Linked DNA regions of Homo sapiens: region 2 is linked to region 1. Evidence: read pairs that join two places in POLR2A ChIA-PET (ENCODE). Cell type or tissue: Panc1. All regions are shown on one strand. Each heading gives the region's core, and the rest is flanking DNA. Links, peaks and the distances in the headings are about the cores only.

What was found. Peaks named below come from ENCODE experiments on the same cell type or tissue, not always from the same donor. Only the 100,000 strongest peaks of a DNase experiment are listed, where the experiment ranks them.
Region 2: POLR2A ChIA-PET joins it to region 1 with 11 read pairs; 4 of 35 experiments call an interaction of 5 or more read pairs at or near these places.

What each region holds. Positions count from the first base shown.
Region 1 is chr20:53,948,132-53,951,041 of GRCh38, forward strand. All of the region lies in intron 12 of BCAS1 (brain enriched myelin associated protein 1), which reads right to left. Among named protein-coding and RNA genes, the nearest start is that of BCAS1-AS1, 34 kb to the left of the region's middle. RefSeq lists an enhancer at 966-1,065. In Panc1, for the core only: no CTCF peak of the experiment used is centred there; a DNase peak (open chromatin) is centred at 1,368; H3K27ac peaks cover 2,058 bases.
Region 2 is chr20:53,697,755-53,700,664 of GRCh38, forward strand. No RefSeq gene overlaps it. Among named protein-coding and RNA genes, the nearest start is that of ZNF217, 110 kb to the left of the region's middle. RefSeq lists a silencer at 822-1,022. In Panc1, for the core only: no CTCF peak of the experiment used is centred there; no DNase peak of the experiment used is centred there; H3K27ac peaks cover 2,500 bases.

The sequences.
Region 1 (2,910 bases), core at 208-2,707:
TGTTTGCCCAGCGTGCCTTGCCGTGGATCCTGGTTCACCCAGGCTCCACCCTGCCCAGTCAACTCACCTCTATTAAAGCTTACTTCCCCGAGGTTTCCATCCTTTAGGTTCCATGAGCTTGATCTTGGGGCTTGATGGACTAAACAGCAAACTCAGATGGCCAAGTGGCTGCCACGGGCCTGAACTTTGCAATAGATGAACTTGTACAAGCATTTTCTTCATTTATTAAAAAAAAATTAGATGCTGGCATTTAAAAATTAGGTATTTGCTCTTAAAAATTCTCCACCTTTGTTATTTTCTCTTGACTAAATGGACAGGTCCTGCCACAATGGGTCTGCAGTCCCCCAAGGTAACATGTGGCTGGTGCTGAGGAGGGGCACCCCCTTTAGGTGGGCACCTGCCCTTCAGGTAGCCACAGACCACACCTGACTCACTGGCCTCATACATACACATGCCCTTCTGGCCTCACTGGGACTCCACCTTGGAGGCCAGAGACATAAATGCAACCCCTTTCCTGCCTTATATACCAGGACTACACGTCACAGTTCACAAGGCCAAACCAGACCCATTCTCTTACCTGTTCTCTCTCCAGCCCAGTGAGGTGGACAGTGATTATTATTCACCCTATTTTACAGATGCAGAAACTGAGGCTCCAAGATGACCTAGGACTAGGTCATGCGGTAACGGCCTGGCCACTTTGACTTGGAATCTGGCCCTCAGCTCACCTGTTGTCCCCGGCTCTCTTCTGTTCACTGCCCGCTCTTTCCAACCCTCGGTCTCAGGCTCCTTGCAGTGACTGCGCTGATTGTCACAAGCCTCGGTTCAGCCCACACCAGTGTGGACAGATGTCTTCCCTTTTCAAGCCTCCATTTGTTCACCTGCTAAACCTGCCTGCAGATTGCGCTGCACACAATCTAGCACTTCAGGGGCTCATGAAAATGGGAAAGGGGAAGGCTGGGAAAGGGCCATCAAAGAAGTGGTGCTTAGGGGAAGGGAGAAACCCAGTCTTCCATCAATCAGAATAGTTTCACTTTTATCATATGTGTCTGTGTGTGCGTATATGCATATATCCGCACACACACACACACACACCCAGGTTTTGTGACATTTTCTTTTGTAAACAAAAAAGTCCCTTTGCTCAAAAAGAAAGGAAAATGTTTTCAAACAGTTGGACTTTGTGAATGCCAAGGGCTTCCTTCCAGTTCTTTTCAGATTTTTGAAAACCAAGTGGGTTGCTCTCAGTTAGAACTCAAGTAGCATGATGGAGAAGGAGGAAAAAAGGACCTGACTAACGAGGACGTCACTGTGAGACAAAGATCATGCAGGGATCGGCCTGCGGTGTGTCTCATTTCCTGTGGGTAACAGGCACCACAATAGTTCTGTGGGTGGTGACAGGCTCGGCTGCCAGCATTCCCCTCCCAGGAAGGCGGTCAGGCAACCCTGGGGAATGTGTCCAGCTTGAAAGTCTTCGAGGCTTGGTCTTTGGAAAGCGGCAGGGAAGCCCCCCTCCGTCCTCCATCATTGCTGGAGGCCTTGTGACACTGGGACGATGCAGGACTTGGGGTCTAGGGGGCCTGAGCTGAATGCTGCCTCTGTCTCTGACAACCTGTGGAATGTTCAGCAAAAGACACAGCTTCTTGGAGGCCTGGCTTATGTGTCTGGGAGGTGTGGCAGAAGCAGTCCCAGCCTGAAGGGATGCTGCCATCCTAAAGAGATGAGGTCTGTAAAGGAGTGTGGTCCCAGAGGAGGGACTCGGTGTCTAGAACTGTAATTAGTGTCTCAAACCTGTCCACTTCTTGTCACTTCTTCAGGAATCACCAGGCCAATCTCCATCAGCTCTCCCAAGAAATATGACCTGTATTAACTAGCTCCTAATGACCTTCAACAGCCATTCTCCACCACAGCAGCAAAATAAAATCTTCGAATGTTATCAACAGGGGCCAAGACTTCTTACTTAATATCTGTGAGTAGCTTCCCTGCTCAGATAGGATTATGTCTGCATTCCTTGCACAGCCCGTACAGCCTGCATGAGGAGGTCCCCGCCCACGGCTCCAATCTTACTTCCATCATTCTCCCCCTACCCTACCTCTCCACCCTCAGCAACCACGGCCTTGTTTCTCTTCCTGAAATGTACTAAGCTCACTAAGCTCATTCCCACCCCCGTGCCTTTGCCAGGGCTGTCCCCTCCTCCTGGAAGAAAGAGCCTTGCTCTCTTCCTGTCTGGCACCTTTAACCTTTCCTGTCTCATCTCAGATGTATCTCCTCAGAGACAATTTTGGGATCCACCGATTAAAAGTAGCACACCCCGCCCCCAGACACACTCAGGCAAAAGTAGCACACACCCCCCCATCCATACTCAGGCAAACTCTATCGCGGGACCTTGTTTATTTCCCTCAGTGATCTCCCAGACCTACAATTTTGTTGGCAAATTTTGTCTTTAATTTTGTAATTTTAACGTTGTAGTTTTAATAATTTTAACCTTGTTTTTAAACTTATCTACTAATACTTTTTAGCTGCATGCTTCCCCTTCGAATATGAACCCCTGATGTCAGGGACCCTGTCCCCTTTGTTTGCTGAATATACCTCCAGCGCCTAGTTCAAGGCTTGGCACATGTTTCTGCAAAGGGCCAGTTGGCAAAAATTTTAAGCCTTATGAGCCATGCAGTCTAGTCAACTAGTCAACCCAACCAGTCAACCCTAGTCATGCAACTAGTCAACCCTCATGTTTTTGTGTGAAAGCAGCTAGACAACATGTAAATGAATGAACATGGCAATGTTCCAATAAAAATTTATTTATAGAAACAAGGGTTGCATTTTTAATACCCCTGGTCTAGCTCACTGCCAGGATTCTAAATATTCTACAAATATTTGTTAAGTGAATGACCAGATTATTAGAAATCATCTGAACTT
Region 2 (2,910 bases), core at 170-2,669, 250 kb before region 1:
GAAAGAAATAGGCCGGGCACGGTGGATCACACCTGTAGTCCCAGCACTTTGGGAGGCCAAGGCGGCGGATCACAAGGTCAGGAGTTCAAGACCAGCCTGGCCAGCATGGTGAAACCCCCGTCTCTACTAAAAATACAAAAAATTAGCCGGGCATGGTGGTGTGTGCCTGTAATCTCAGCTACTCGGGAGGCTGAGGCAAGAGAATTGCTTGAACCCAGGAGGCAGAGGTTGCAGTAAGCCGAGATCAGCCACTGCACTCCAGCCTTAGGGATAGAGCGAGACTCCATCTCAAAAAAAAAAAAAAAAGGGAAAGAAGTTAGGAAGTTGATACTATTTCAGACTGTAGAGTCTGGTTATTTTCCCAGGTCAGGCTGGCTGAGCAGAGTGAACTTGTCTCTCCAGGGGTCCCACTTTAGCATCATTTCACATGTACTAGGGCTTGCGGCGTGGGCTATCTAGAGCCAAATAGAGATCTAGAGCCAAAGAGAGTGCATTTTCTGTCAAACTCATAAGAAAGAGGAATGGTCAGCATCTGAAAGTTCCTTTTTTTTTTTTTTTTGAGACGGAGTCTCGCTCTGTGGCCCAGGCTTCAGAGCAGTGGCGAGATCTCAGCTCACTGTAACCTCTACCTCCTGGGTTCAAGCAATTCTCCTGCCTCAGCCTCCTGAGTAGCTGGGATTACAGGCGCGTGCCACTACGCCCGGCTAATCTTTGTATTTTTAGTAACAACAGGGTTTCACCATGTTGGTCAGTTTGGTCTGGAACTCCTGACCTTGTGATTTGCCTGCCTTAGCCTCCCAAAGGGTTGGAATTACAGGCATGAGCCACCGCGCCCGGCAAGAGTTCTTATACCTCAAGCCCACCATAGTTAAGAACTCAGGCTCTGGAATCTAAGATGTCCAGGTTCAAGTCCCAGCCCTGCTACCCCTTGCTAACTGTCACCACTTAGACAGTTGATTTAACCTCTTTGAGCTCTAACTTCCTCATCTGTAAAATGACCAAATCCATTTCTTTTTGTTTTCTATTTTACTAATTTTTACATTTCGGTGTATTCATCCCTTCTATTCTTTCCTATATTTCATTATGATTCTCCTTTTTTTGTTTGTTTTGTTTTGTTTTGTGATGGAGTTTCGCTCTTGTTGTCCAGGCTGGAGTGCAATGGCACGATCTCAGCTCACTGCAACCTCTGCCTCCTGGGTTCAAGCAATTCTCCTGCCTCAGCCTCCCAAGTAGCTGGGATTACAGGCACCCGCCACCACGCCCGGCTAATTTTTTGTATTTGTAGTAGAGACGGGGTTTCACCATGTTGGTCAGGCTGGTTTCTTTCTTTCCTTTTTTTCTTTCTTTCATCTTTTATTCTCTGTTAGCCAAGGCTGGAGTACAGTGGCACAATCATAGCTTACTGCAGCCTCAAATTCCTGGGCTCAAGAGATCCTCTCACCTCAGCCTGTCAAGTATCTAGCTCACGTTTTATTTATTCATTTATTTATTTTAGAGATGGGGTCTCACTATGTTGCCCTGGTTGGTCTCCAACTCCTGGACTTAAGGGGTTCTCCTGGCTCACTCTTTTCAGTTGCTGAAATTACAGGTGTGAGCCACCGTGCCCAGGGAGCATTTCCACACATAAAGGAACAATCTGGGACTGTCAGTTAACCTCCTGAACTAATAGGGTGACCACGTGGTTCCAGTTGGTCTGGGACTTTCCTGGTTTTAGCACTAAAATTCTCATGTTCTGGGAAAACCCTCAGTTCTGAGCAAACTGGAATGGTTGGCCACCTTACCAGGTTGTCCTTAATGCTTGGAAATTCCAGAACATTCTGATGATAGAATGATCCAGTGATGCCCAAATGCAGAGTAAGAAAGAAGGACATCCACATACCTGAAGCACCAATTGCAAATGAGGATACCTCATCCTGCTTCAGACTGACAAAAAATTTACTGGGATGTGGCCCAAGAATGTGTATTTCTCCCAGGGGATTTTTATGTGTACTCAAGTTTAGGAGAACCAAAGTTCTCAAATTGTAGATGGCAGCCCAAGACAGAGGTCCTGATAACAGCCACTGTAGTCAGGTGTAGGAGAGAAGAGAGGAGAGGAAAAACCCTGGGCGTTGGAGCTGAGCTGGCACCTGACTTCCCATTTATTTCTGGGTAATAAATGACCTCCTGAAGGCTCAGTTTTTTAATGTATTAAATGGGGATAATTAAAGGCTATAATATGTGTAAAGCCCCTGACATCCAGTAAGTGTCTGATAAATTTTAGTTCCCCTTCCTTAGACTTTGATGCAGAATTGCAAGAACTGGCCATAAAAAGCAATTCTGCACATGGAAAAACTACTTTTCAGAATATTTCCTCATTAGGACCTCAGTTTCAAAACCTCCCAGGAAGTATCTTTTAGACATTAACATCTGAAAAATACAATAAAGAGTTGCTCTGTTTCTTTCCAGATGGCTTCTCTTTATGGCTTGGCTGTTGGGAAGTTCAAAGTCAAATACTGAAAATCTAATCATTTAAAAGCCACTCTTTTTTTTTTTTTTTTTTGAGACAGAGTCTTGCTCTGTCACCCAGGCTGGAGTGCAGTGGCGCAATCTCGGCTCACTGCAACCACTGCCTCCCGAGTTCAAGCAAGTCTTGTGCCTCAGTTTCCCAAGTAGTTGGGACTACAGGCGTGCACCACCATGCCTGGCTAATTTTTGTATTTTTAGTAGAGACAGGGTTTTGCCATATTGGCCAGGTTGGTCTTAAACTCCTAGGCTCAAGCGATCCTCCTGCCTCGGCCTCCCAAAGTGCTGGGAATACAGGCACGAGCCACTGTCCTCAGCTGAAGTGTTTTATTGCATACATATTATTGATTTCTTTCTTTCTTTCTTTTTTGTGATGGAGTCTCGCTCTGTTGTCCAGGCTGGAGTGCA